2 separate regions of the Homo sapiens genome follow, and region 2 is linked to region 1. The links are chromatin contacts, found by Hi-C or POLR2A ChIA-PET in ENCODE. All regions are on one chromosome and are shown on one strand. The core of a region is the stretch at or near the end of the contact, and the rest is flanking DNA. Distances in the headings are between cores, read along the strand shown. Region 1 overlaps LCOR (ligand dependent nuclear receptor corepressor). Region 2 has its middle 24 kb from the start of PIK3AP1.

The links. A loop is a pair of places that touch in the nucleus more often than their neighbours do. ChIA-PET counts read pairs that join two places held with the same protein, here RNA polymerase II (POLR2A). Pooled maps may share reads with other maps.
Region 2: a loop to region 1 is called in a map with no recorded cell type, with 2.7 times the contacts of the local background. The contact joins two enhancer-like sites. A Hi-C loop is called at or near these places in 4 of 37 single-sample maps with no recorded cell type and 7 of 50 pooled maps. POLR2A ChIA-PET finds 5 or more read pairs at or near these places in 1 of 52 experiments (activated T-cell).

What each region holds. Positions count from the first base shown.
Region 1 is chr10:96,971,565-96,978,045 of GRCh38, forward strand. The region is part of intron 7 of LCOR (ligand dependent nuclear receptor corepressor); the gene reads left to right. Among named protein-coding and RNA genes, the nearest start is that of SLIT1-AS1, 130 kb to the right of the region's middle. Within about 2 kb of position 2,972, at least 2 of the 41 ENCODE cell types and tissues checked have a DNase peak (open chromatin) inside an H3K27ac peak, as active enhancers do.
Region 2 is chr10:96,740,774-96,747,254 of GRCh38, forward strand. It overlaps the pseudogene RNU6-1274P. Among named protein-coding and RNA genes, the nearest start is that of PIK3AP1, 24 kb to the left of the region's middle. RefSeq lists enhancers at 425-494, 3,317-3,366. Within about 2 kb of position 3,403, at least 3 of the 41 ENCODE cell types and tissues checked have a DNase peak (open chromatin) inside an H3K27ac peak, as active enhancers do.

The DNA of each region.
Region 1 (6,481 bases), core at 1,722-4,221:
GAGAAACTACCTAATGCAGCACCAGGGACAGGGTGCTGAGGAGGGTTGTGTAAGCAGTGGGGAGCTTATAGGGGTTTCATGCAGGAAAGTAACCAGATGAGATTTGGGCTTTAGGAAGTTGGCAATTCTGGATAATGTGACGCTGACTCTAAAATGAGAAACGAGGGGCAGAGATATACAATATAGCATTTTCCAAAGAAAGTCAACCCTTGTAGTTAAAACTGGATGGTGTATTGGAGGCAAGGGAAGTGATGAAACTAATAATAAAAATTGAGGTAGAATATCTAGCATAGAGTATCTAAATAACAGGCCTTATAACTCTTACGTCTGCATGTGTGCCTACACATTCAGTTACATTTTGTCTTCCAAGATTCCTGAGTAAAAACTTGAACGTACAGATGATTTTATTAATACTTAGTTCAGTTCTACCCCCAGAACATCTCCAGCTGTAGCCTTGAGTGTTTCTAGAGAGGGGTGGGGTGGGGAATAGTTATAAAGGACTATTAATTCTTATAGCACCCCAGAGAGGATGATAAATATAAAATACCTTGCTTATCCTCACACTTTAAAAATACTTAAAAAAATAAAAATTTAGTGTTACTGCTCACCTTATGAGTATCAATGAGGTAAAGGGGTAAAATATTAAAAATATTTTAAAAATATTTTTAAATGTATGTCATCCAGTCCAAAATCTCACATCTCTCACTGCCTCTGAACCCTCCCTTTTTTTAAAAAATTAACACCATATATACGTTAGATTTTGCATAGTCTTACCAAGGATGATGAAGTTAGAAACAAAAATCAATTTGGTAGGGGAAAAAAACCACAGAAGTAGTTTGTCAGAGATGTCTGTTTTCTGAGGCCATCACATTTCCAGAGAGCAAATGGAGGCATTGACCTGCTGTGCTTAATGACCCTTGCTCTGACTTCCTGCTCTCCAAGTAACTTTCTGATTGTATTTTGGCATCCTGGGTACATTTGTCTGTAGGGTAAAAATATGTTAAAGAATGAACATGAGAATCTTCTTGATAGTTATATTTTTTATTGTAATTTAATAAATTTGACAATCTAGTTAAAATGAAGAAAAATAGGAGATACAATATATAAGCCTTAAAGTGCTTCTGTGATATTTAGGAGATCTACTCTGTCCCTTATCTAGGGATATTAAGCCTTAAGATGCAGAAAGGTAGCAAACTATGGCTTCATGCCCAGTAAGCTCCCTCTGAAACACCTATTTTTCCCCCAGTTTCGATTATTAGTTCATTATTTTTGAACCTTTATTCTGCTCTTTTAGTGAATGTGGTTAAGAACATGGTAAACTTAGCAATTACAAAGGGATTGCATGCCCTTTGCTTTAGATCAGTACCTCCACACACTTGAACAAATACCATGTTGCCATTAGCAATGGTGTCACTGAGGCTGGGACTTCTATAGGGGTGAAGAGATACATCCTGGTTTCAACCCCTCACCATTCTCCATGATTCTGATCTCTGGGAAAGGGGATAATTTAACCCCAATTTTGAAAATTGCTTTTTCTGTATCTAGGTTCTATCTACATCCAAATTTAGATAATTTGGATTTCAACCACCTGGAAATCACATATTTAACAGCCTGTGATTTTTATGAACTTCATTTCTCACTTTCCTGTATTCACTTTTGCCTACCCTTTCACTGCTTCTCCTAAGCCAGTTCTGTGGAAAGAAAAGTTTGTTCAGGGGTTTTAAAGTACACCTATGGCTTTCTAAAGAGTGGAAAAATAAAATTTCCACACCCCATGCCAACCTTCTCCATTATGTCTACACAACTTTGTCATAACCTTGGAATATCCTTATATTCAGGTGTGGAGGATACAACAGATGTGAAATAGCCAAGAGTAGATAAATTTCTCCGTGTAGAGCAAGGACTTGTCAGCAGATTTTTTCAGGCCCTCCTGACTATACTTATACTTTCTGTGCTTAAAGGAGAAGAAGTGAGTAAACTAGGGGACACAATTTCAGATTATTGTCTGGCAAAAAATATAACTTGTTATGCCTTGAAGAGGGGGTGAGGAAGCATTTTTGTTTTATTTAAAGAGTCAAGCCATAGTAATTTACAACCCTTGACTATAGTCAGCTCTCTAAAGCTTGCTTTCCCCTTCTGTTTTCCTGGGACTCCCTGTTTCTGCTATTAAGATTAGCTCCTATCCAAACATCATTCTCTGTGGCTATTGATCTTTTTTCAGTCAAGAAGAATGTATTTTGGTCATCAGTGATATTGCCTTTGCTCATCAAGCAGTTATTGGTAGTTAGAGAGTAAATACCTAAATTCATCACTCCTAAATTCTAGACTCTCAGACTTGTCACTTCACCTCCATGCCAAATCTCTTCTCCACTTGATCTTTAACTCTAAGATAACATAAGCATTGCCCACCCACCAGTATTAACCACAGGAATGCTTTCCATCAGAAATTAAATGTTGTGTTATTGACTTGGTAGGCAAGTTAAGCTGTGTCTAACCTATGATGTAGATAAATATTGAGTAAATCATTAAAGATGGGGTTATGAAACAACAATCATTCTTAAACTGTAGCTTTTAAAGGGTTTATGAATATTATCTTATCCTTTTACCACACCCTTAACAATTGGGCATGGAACTGAAGATAGGAAGACAGTGGTCAAGGTCATGCACACCGTTTCTCACCAAGGAGATAAACTGAAAACTAATTTAAGTATTGGAAATCCAGTTTTTTCTTTTCCTTTATGAGAAGTGGGAGTACTTCCTCCCATTAACCAATCCCTAGGATCTTACTGTGCTTTAGTGGTGGTTTTCAGGTATTTCTGATTAACGAATAATTCACTTGACTATTACAGAGTCCTCTTGATGAGCAGAAGCAGCATGAACTAGCATGAGCTCAAGTCATTTCAACATCTGTTATGAATTACTGTTCTTATAAAGACCTTATTTAGTCAGATGTGAAGGACATCGTATGATACAGACTATAATCTGCACCGAACTAAAACAGTGCTTCCTGGACCTTAGGCCAAGTTGAGGAAATGGTTTGCAGAACAGAAAATTGCCTCTCTCTGGTTTCCCTACTAGCTGCCCAACAATATTCTAAGTTAATGCAAGTGCTATATTTAGGGTTTGTTACAAATCTAAGGTCTCGGAAAAATTGAATAACTAGAAGCAAAAGTAAAGACAAGCTGTTTAAAACAGGAAAAACTGGCTAACACCTATTTTTTAACATAAAAAAATAGTAATAGAATTAAATATCAGGAAGTTGAGATTCATTTTTAAAATATTCAAATGATAAAGTGAAATTCATCTAAATTTAGGTGCTATTGGCCGGGTGCTGTGGCTCACACCTGTAATCCCAGCACTTTGGGAAGCCGAGGCTGGTGGATCACCTGAGGTCAGGCGCTTAAGACCAGCCTGGCCAACAGGGTGTAAAACCCCATCGCTAGTAAAAATACAAAAATTAGCTGGGTGTGGTGGCACATGCCTGTAATCCCAGGTACTTGGGGGGCTGAGGCCCAAGAATTGCTTGAACCCGGGAGGTGGCGGTTGCCGTGAGCCAAGATTGTGTCACTGCACTCCAGCCTGGGCGACAGAGGGAGACTCTATCTCAAAATAAAATAATAAAATAAATACTTATGTGCTATTAAGAAAAATTCCAGAAAAAAAAGTAGGAAGCTGGATAACTTTGAGGCACAGCCAAAACTGATTTTATTGCTATATTGTAAAGTTAGCTGTTATAACAGGGCCTTTTAATGACACCTGGACAAAGGTTAGTATTCATGTGAAGGCCTCTCAGATCGAAGGGAAGCTGTTGGTGGGCTCATCATGCCTATGTGTCTAGTTGCCTACCAGACATCTCAGGTTCAGAATCATGTAAATATCTTAATATGTATAGTACAGAGCTCTTCAGAAACATACACAGCCTAACAACCACCAGCCACTATCTTTGTTACCTTTATTCCTATCTCAGTAAATGGTGCTGCCCAGGAAGAAAACTCAGGAAGCATCCTAGATGTCCCTTTTCCCTCTCCTCTTTTTTGCTAAGAGAAAACAGGAAAACATGAAACATGGTCCCTGCACTCAAGTAGCTTACATCTGCTTGGGAAGCTAAGACAAAAACAAGGCAAAGTCAATACAAGATAAAAATTATAGGATAAATATACAAGACTCTGGCCAGGAGTGGTGGCCCACACCTGTAATCCCAGCACTTTGGGAGGCTGAGGCAGGTGGATCACCTGAGGTCAGGAGTTCGAGACCAGCCTGACCAACATGGCAAAACCCTGTCTCTACTAAAAATACAAAAGCTAGCCGGACGTGGTGGTGGGCGCCTGTAATCCCAGCTACTTGGGAGGCTGAGCCAGGAGGGTTGCTTGAACCCGGGAGGTGGAGGTTGCAGTGAGCCAAGATCACGCCATTGCACTCCAGCCTAGGCAACAACAGCGAAACACACAAGACCCCGTGTAATTGAGTTTTACCAAGCACAGTGGCTTAGGATTTTCAGGAAAGAATGCAATCAAACCAGGTGGGGTAGTTTTGAGCTGGCCAGTGACAGGCTGACAAGAATACCCTGGTACCTGCTCTTACACGTTGTCCCTGATCCTTTTTATGAGGAAAACATACAAATGATCTTTTTTGTTGATGCCATTTTCTCTGGAGGTTGCCATTTGCAGTTCTGTGGAAAGAAACGTTTATTTTCTTTTCATTCTCCTGAGCTTCCACAAACTACTGCTCTAAGTGTCCCTTAAGGTTGGTGTAGCCTGTGTCAGTCTCTCTGATGCTACTGTTTTTTAGTATCCACATGCTGTATTACATTGTTCCAGGTTAGAGTTCAGTGGATCCTGAACATGTTTCTTTAGCATGCCTTAGTGGTGGCATGGAAGACACCACCGCCTCTTGCCATGAGGTTGTGAAATACATTCCTACCTACCTGTGGCTGTCTAATGGGGACTAGCTTGAGCCATATGGCCATGGTTGTTGCTTCAGGGCTGGCTGCATGGCCCTTTGGAAGACCTTACATTAGTTAAGGGTAATGAAGATATTGGGGTGCTATTAAGTTATTGAAACATGGGACAGCAGCAGATTAGAGTCTCACAATCATGAAGGAAGTTAGATAATACCTGTGAACTAAATTATTACTCATTTATTCTGTGTGAGCATCACTTTAGAGGAAAGTGCTTCTTCAGCTTTCTTCATAGCACTCTGTCTTCTTACTGCATGCATACCTTGATGTCATTCAACCCCAGGCATCTCATTAATTCCAAGCACTAAAGCTTGCTTCCAGAACCCAGCTATAGGCATGAAGCGGTACCTAGAAAATTTTTGCGAAGAGTTAGGTAATGATTGTGCTTCTTGAATTAGGAAGAACCGTTTATCTCTTCAGTTTTTCTACAATTAGATGCCATAATATTTCTTCACCCTCTTCACTGACCTTTGTCATCCTTTTTTGTGTATTGCCAAAACGCACTTGGAGTATGTTCTTTGATGCATTGAAAAGGCACCCACTTATTTATAGTCACCTACCTTGGAAACATCAGGAACATATCAGGAACTAAGGAATAAAGGCTTTTGAGCAACAGAAGTTGTGGTTAGAAAATTCATGTACTTACCCCTAAAACTATTCCTCAAGCTTTCATTCAGAGCCTATTTATTTTTACTTAAAGTACCATTTTGGCACTTGGGATATGGCTTCTCAGCTAGTGAGTAAAATTCTCTACTAAAGGTAGAAGTAGGACTGCTAAGATCAGCCACTGTTTGGAAGCCAGTAAGAAAGAAGATTTAATACAATACAGGCCACCACTGTAGTTTTTAGGAAGTCAGACTTAGTTAATTGAGTTGCCCCTCAAACTATTAATCTAATTCAGTCTAGTATAATAAAAATAATAGCCAGACTTCAGTAATAGTCCATATGGTAATGATCCCAAGTATCAGGAAGAATAAATTATGTTCCAAGATAATATAATTTTTTAAGACTTCCATCAAAAAAAATTTGAATCTTTAAATATTTGCTTTAAAATGTTTGGTACTTGAAGGTTAAACTTTATCCAGAAAATGTACCCCTTTTAGGTTATAAGAAAGCATTAATGCATGTTCTTGATCTCCAAGTTTGTTTGTTTGTTTGTTTGTTTTTTGATGTGGGGTCTCACTCTGTCACCCAGGCTGTAGTACAGTGGCATGATCATAGCTCCCTGCAGCCTCGACCCCCTTGGCTCAAGCGATCCTCCTACCTTAAGTCTCCCAGGTAGCTGGGACTGCAGGCTCATGTTAGCAAGCACAGCTAGCCCAGTGATTTTTTACTGAAGCACTTTTAATTTGATTCACTGACAGTAGTGGTAGCTGATATTTGTATAAACTTTGTAGGTTTTTCCTTGGAGAATTTCCAAGTGGTAGATGGGGCAGGTACTCTACTAAGACCCAAAGTGGTTAAATGTTTTGGACAAGGTCACATAACTAGTAAGCAGCAGGACTACTTACTGATTCTCCATCT
Region 2 (6,481 bases), core at 2,153-4,652, 230 kb before region 1:
TGGCCAGCCCTCTGGCAGAAGTCCCTCAACCATCAGCCAATCCGAGTCTGGCAAGGCTCATGATTTAAAATAAATATATACATAGACATAGATGATGTAGATATAGCCACAGGTCCTTCTATTAGTGCTTGTTTTTCATCATTCTAAGGAATCCTCAACCACATAGACAGTTGACTAGAAGACCTCACACATGTGCATTGAAATTTCCTCCTGGATATGTCACCTCCCTCAAATTGTTCAAGCTCCCAAGAAGCTGTACAGGAAAGGGTCCCGGGTTTCAGGGTTGGAGAACTCAGCAGGGCGTCCCACGGATGTTTCGACACTTCCCGTTCCCCTTCTGGGCCCTGCGCCTGCCCTGAGCTGCAAAGTCGCCCAGAACAGCCACCTCTCCCTGCCTCACTGACTGCAGCTCTGCCCAGCAACATCTCCTTCCTGACTCATGAGGCAGCTCACTCCCTAAAAACCTCCCCTAAACCCCCTCCGTGTCCCTGCAGGGTCCTTCTTCCCCCATTTCCCCTGTCCACACACACTTCTCTCACTTGTCCCCACATTCTATTTATTTTTCAGTTTATTGTGGTTACTGATTTACCTTTTTTTTAATTTTAATTTTATTTATTTATTTTTGAGACAGAGTCTCGCTCTGTCACCCAGGCTGGAGCGCAGTGGTGCGATCTCAGCTCACTGCAACCTCTGCCACCTGGGTTCAAGCAATTCTCCTGCCTCAGCCTCTTGAGTAGCTGAGACTACAGGCGCCCACGACGACACCCAGCTAATTTTTGTATTTTTAGTAGAGACAGAATTTCATCATGTTGGCCAGGCTGGTCTCAAACTCCTGACCTCAGGTGATCCACCCACCTCAGCCTCTCAAAGTGTTGGGATTACAGGCGTGAGCTACAACGCCTGATTCCCTTATTTTTTTTCTTTAGAGAAATAAGGTATTGCTCTCTCGCCCAGGCTGTAGTACAGTGATGCAATCACAGCTCACTGCCACCTCAAAATCTTGGGCTCAAGCCATCTTCCTGCCTCAGCCTCCCGAGTAGCCGGGACTACAGACACATACCAACATGCCAAGCTAACTCAGTTCATTTTTGGTAGAGACCGGGTCTGGCTATATTGCCCAGGCTGGTCTTGAACTCCTGGCCTCAAGCAATCCTCCCACCTCAGCCTCTCAAAATGCTGGGATTACAGGCAGAATGCACCATGTCTGGCCTTGTTTTACTTTTTAATGTAAAACTAATATATATTTATCATGAAAGAGGAGGGACTGGGCACGGTGGCTCATGCCTGTAATACCAGCACTTTGGGAGGCTGAGGCGGGCAGATCACAAGGTCAGGAGTTCAAGGCCAGCCTGGACAATATGATGAAACCCTGTCTCTACTAAAAATACAAAAAGTATCTGGGCATGGTGGCGCGCACCTGTAGTCCCAGCTACTCCAGAGGCTGAGGTGGGCGAATTGCTTGAACCCAGAAGGCAGAGGTTGCAGTGAGCCGAGATCACGCCACTGCACTCTAGCCTGGGCGACAGAGCAAGACTCCATCTCAAAAAAGAAAGGGGAGGGGAGGGGGAGAGAGAGAGAGAGAGGAAAGGGAGGGGAGGGGAGGGGAGGTAAAGCAAGCCCTAGATGAGGAATTAACTAGTTCTGGATATGGACTGTGTTGGTGGGACCAACTTAAAGACAGAAGAAAAAGAATAGAAAAACCCGCTCCATCTCCTTTAGTGTTCCCTGCCTCCCCAGAAAAATATACTTTCTTAAAGGTGCAAATGAAAATTGTGAACCCAATGCTGGCTATGATCTTTTTGAGGTCCACTGAGCAACGCAATATTCTCCTTGGGTTAAATTTGTGTTACATTTATCTGAATCGATTGAAATTCAAGAAACTATAGGCAAAAAAGTATTTAATACTCAGTGCAGAAAAATTAAAACAGCAAAGTCAAAAGGCAAAAATAAAAATAAAAATAAGCCGCAGTCTCCTCAGTGAGCAGCAGCACCGTAACAAGACAATGCATTCAGGCTTTCCTGATGCTTCTATATAAACAGGTCGACAGTCTCTCATCTGTAATTCCCCCAGGCAAAAATCCCTGGAACCACAAGGTTGTTTTGTTTTTGTGTTTGTTTTCCAAGTTTGTAGTGAATTTATTTGGCTGCACCACCTGATCCAAACTGATGTGGTGCTATTTATATTCTTCAGTTATCTCACTTAATGTGAATACTCGTATGTTTCACTGCAGAAATATTAATGAATTTGGCTGTCGTGAGTTGCTACTTCAAGCACACTAAGGATGTTCCATAATTATACACCTTTGTAAAATCTGAAAAAGTTTGAATCACAAAATACATTGACCCCCAAGGGTCAGAACAGTGGACCTGAATACTTAAAAGAAGCGATGATAGTGCTCACTGCGGCAGCCCATATACTAAAATTGGGACAATACAGAGAAGATTGGCATGGCCCCTGTGCAAGGATGACATGCAAATTCACGAAGCATTCCATATTAAAAAAAAAATTGTTTTAGGCCGGGCACGGTGGCTCATGCCTGTAATCCCAGCACTTTGGGAGGCCGAGGCGGGCCGATCACTTGAGGTCAGGAGTTTGAGACCCACCTGATCAACATGGTGAAACCCTGTCTCTACTAAAAATACAAAAATTAGCTGGGCGTGGTGGCGGGCCCCTGTAATCCCAGCTACTCGAGAGGCTGAGGCAGGAGAATCTCTTGAACCCGGGAGGTGGAGGTTGCAGTGAGCCAAGATCACACCATCGCACTCCAGCCTGGGCAACAAGAGTGAAACTTCATCTCAAAAATAAAATAAGATACAAAAATTAGCTGGGCATGGGGTCATGCACCTATAGTCCCAGCTACTTGGGAGGCTGAGGCTCGAGAATCACTTGAACCTGGGAGGTGGAGGTTGCAGTGAACCGAGATTGCACCACTGCATTCCAGCCTGGGTGACAGAGCAAGACTCTGTCTAAACATAAATAAATAAAATAAAAATGTTAAGAATTAAAAAAAAATAAGTGATGATAAAACAGTGATGCTGTACAGCATCTACATGTTCTAGGTACTGCCAAGCACTTTGCATATATTAATCAAATGCTTGTAACAATTCTATAGGGTAACTACTATTACCTTCATCTGCATTTTACATATGAGGAACAGGATTACATTGTACCTACTGTTTCACGCTTGCTTTCTGCACTTAATATGTCTTGAACATATTTCAATTGAGTGAACATTCATCCACAGCACTGTGGCTGCATCATGCCCTGTTGTGCGGCTGTGCTATCATTTCACCTGTCCTCTGGTACTGGACACTTAGGTTGCTTCCATACCCTTTCTTTTTGGTGCATTTCTCTGTGAGACCCTTCAGTAGAGGCTTGTGAGTCATCCCTCTCAAACCTTTGATCATGAGAAAACAGCACACCCCAGTGGCTATTGGCTCCTTGAGAGGAAGCTATATCTTCCTACCTCTTGACCATTTCCCTTTTATTTTTTATTTTTTCCTATTCTAACAGAAATGTGCTCGTTCTTTGTATATCTCTGTCTAATCTCCCAGCATCTGAGAGATCCATTTTGCCATTGCTGGGGCAGGATCTGAGATGGCCGGCATCCCTCACTTCAGGCAACACGGCCTCTTTGGTTTCCTACCCTGATGTCCTGTCGGTTCTACTGACCTACTTCCCTCTCTGTGTGACTTGGTTTCAGAAGGTTAGTATGTCGTCGGTGTGAGGTCTGCATCCCTATTGTCTGATGCTACATATTTAGTTGAATGGGTCCTCTCTTGATGTCTTTTAATCTTGGTTCTTTTCCCAGAGTTGCCACTAAAATTGTCCCATGCCACTTGTATTAGTTCCCCGTGGCTGCTGTGACACATTACCACAAATTTCATGGCTTAAAACTACACAATTTTTTTTTTAAATTTTCAGATAAGGCTTCACTCTGTCACCCAAGCTGGAATGCAGTGGTGCAGTCTTGGCTTACTGTAACCTCTGCCCCCCAGACTCAAAGTGATCCTCCCACCTGAGCCTCCCAAGTAGCTGGGACTACAAGCGCATGTCACCATATCCGGCTAATTTTGGGGGGATTTTTTTTGTAGAAATAGGGTTTCGCCATGTTGCCCAGGCTGGTCTGAAACTCCTAGGCTCAAGCAATCTGCCCACCTCAGCCTCCCAAAGTGCTGGGATTATAGACATGAGCCACCAGGCCTGAACCAGATGTTTATTCTTTCACAATTCAGGAGGCCAAAAGTCTGGAATCAAGGTGTCAGCAGGACGGCACTCCCTCTGAAGACATGGAGGACAATCCTTCATTGCTCCTTCCAGCTTCTGGTGGCTCCAGGAGTTCCTTGGCTTGTGGCTGCATAACTCAGATCTCTGCCTCCCTCCTCATATCACCTCTTTTCCCCAGGTCTCTCTTCTATGTCTCTTATAAGAACACTTGTCATTGGATTTAGGGTCCATCCAGATAATCCAGGATGGCCTGGGCGTGGTGGTTCATGCCTGTAATCCCAGCACTTTGGGAGGCCAAGGCAGGCAGATCACCTGAGATCAGGAGTTCGAGACCAGCCTGGTCAACATGGTGAAACCCTGTCTCTACTAAAATTAAAAAAAAAAAAAAATACAAAAATTAGCCAAGTGTGGTGGCACACACCTGTAATCCCAGCTACTCCGGAGGCTGAGGCAAGAGAATCACTTGAACCTGGAGGCGGAGGCTGCAGTAAGCTGAGGTCGTGCCACTGCACTCCAGCCTGGGTGACAAGAGCAAGACTCAATCTCAAAACAAAACAAAAAAAAAACCCAACAGATAATCCAGGATGATCTCACCTTGGGATTATATCTGCAAAGACCCTTTTTCCAAATAACGTCACATTCACGGGTTCCAGGGGTTAAGATGTGGGCCACGTTTTTGGGAGCCACCATTCAACCCACAATAATATCACTCTTCCCAAGTCTAGGGATTCGTTTTTTCCCCTTCACACTCTCCAGGTGGGACCTCTCGCTCTCTCACTTCCCATCCAGGACAGCCTATCCCCCTAGGAGATCTGTCAGTGGATCTGTGTGGAGTTAGACTATGGGTATGAGAAAAATGGTTTCTTTCTTCTGCTGAACCATAAAAGAATCCCAAACCAGTCCTTTCACATACATTAAACATATTTTCTTCATCAAATTGGGTGTTGTTACTTATACTAAAACTATGGGCAGTTTTTCTTTACCCCCAAAATCAAAGTTTATATTTCAAGGAGGAGAGAGTTCTTTTTTTGAGTGCTTAGAATACAATAAATGCTGTTACACTATCTTATTTAACCCTCATAACAACCCTGAGTCTTACAACCCATTTTCTCTTCTTCAGAGAATGGAAAACTGAGGCTCAGAGAGGTTAAGTAACTTACTAAAAATCACACAGTAAATAGAGGGATACAGCTATGTCAACCCCAGAGCTTTTTGGTTCTGTCTCTACACCAAACTGCCTTTGGGAATTTTCCAGATGAGGTGAGTGCAGCACAGAGACAATAAATGGTACAGAGAAGCCAGGCATGGTGGCTCAGGCCTGTAATCCCAGCACTTCAGGAGGCCAAGGCAGGAGGATCTCTTGAGCTCAGGAGTTTGAGATTAACCTGGGCAACATAGTGGGACCCAGTCTCTAATAAATAAATAAATAAATGGCACAGAGGTCACTTAGCTAATGATGGCAACAGGAACAGAAGCTTGCTCAACTCCCAGTAATTTGCTCTTTCCCCCATACCATATTCTTGGCTTAGAACATAAGGTATCATTTGGGCTGACAGAAAGACACACATCCTGATTAAGCTCAGAAAGAACCTGAACTTTGGAGTGACAGCCCAAGTCTATTCCAGTTCCTCTGCCTGGTAACCAATGCTCCTGGACCAGTCACTTGGCATCTCTGACACTCAGTGTCCTTATCTGCAAAATGGTGTAATCAGGCATCCACCTCTTTGCATCACTGTGAGGACTAGGGAATGCGTGCTGAAATAGATGGTATGTAGAACGTGTTTCACAAACAGCAGCTATGACAACTATTCATATTTCGACTGCATGCCTCTTCAGAAGTAAAAGGCTTTTTTAATGATAAAAGAAAAAGTAATTCATGTTTATGGTAAAGAGTATAAAGCCACACCTTCCCCATCCCAAAAGATCCCAGACCTCATCCTTGAAGGTGGCTATTGTTAACAGCACCTTTTGTGTGGTTCCACAAATTTTCTACGCATTTGGAAGTATATATATATTCGTCACACAAATAGGATCATAGAAGTTCACTGCTTACTTTTTTCCCTAAGTAATTGTCCCAGTTGTGCTCCCCAGGAAGCAAACTCTGAGAAGGAATTAAGTGTGCACGGCTGGACATGGTGGCTCACACCTGTAATCCCAGCACTTTGGGAGGCCAAGGCGGGCAGATCACTTAAGCCCAGAAGTTCGAGACCAGCCTGGGCAACATGGCAAAACCCCATCTCCACAAAAAATACA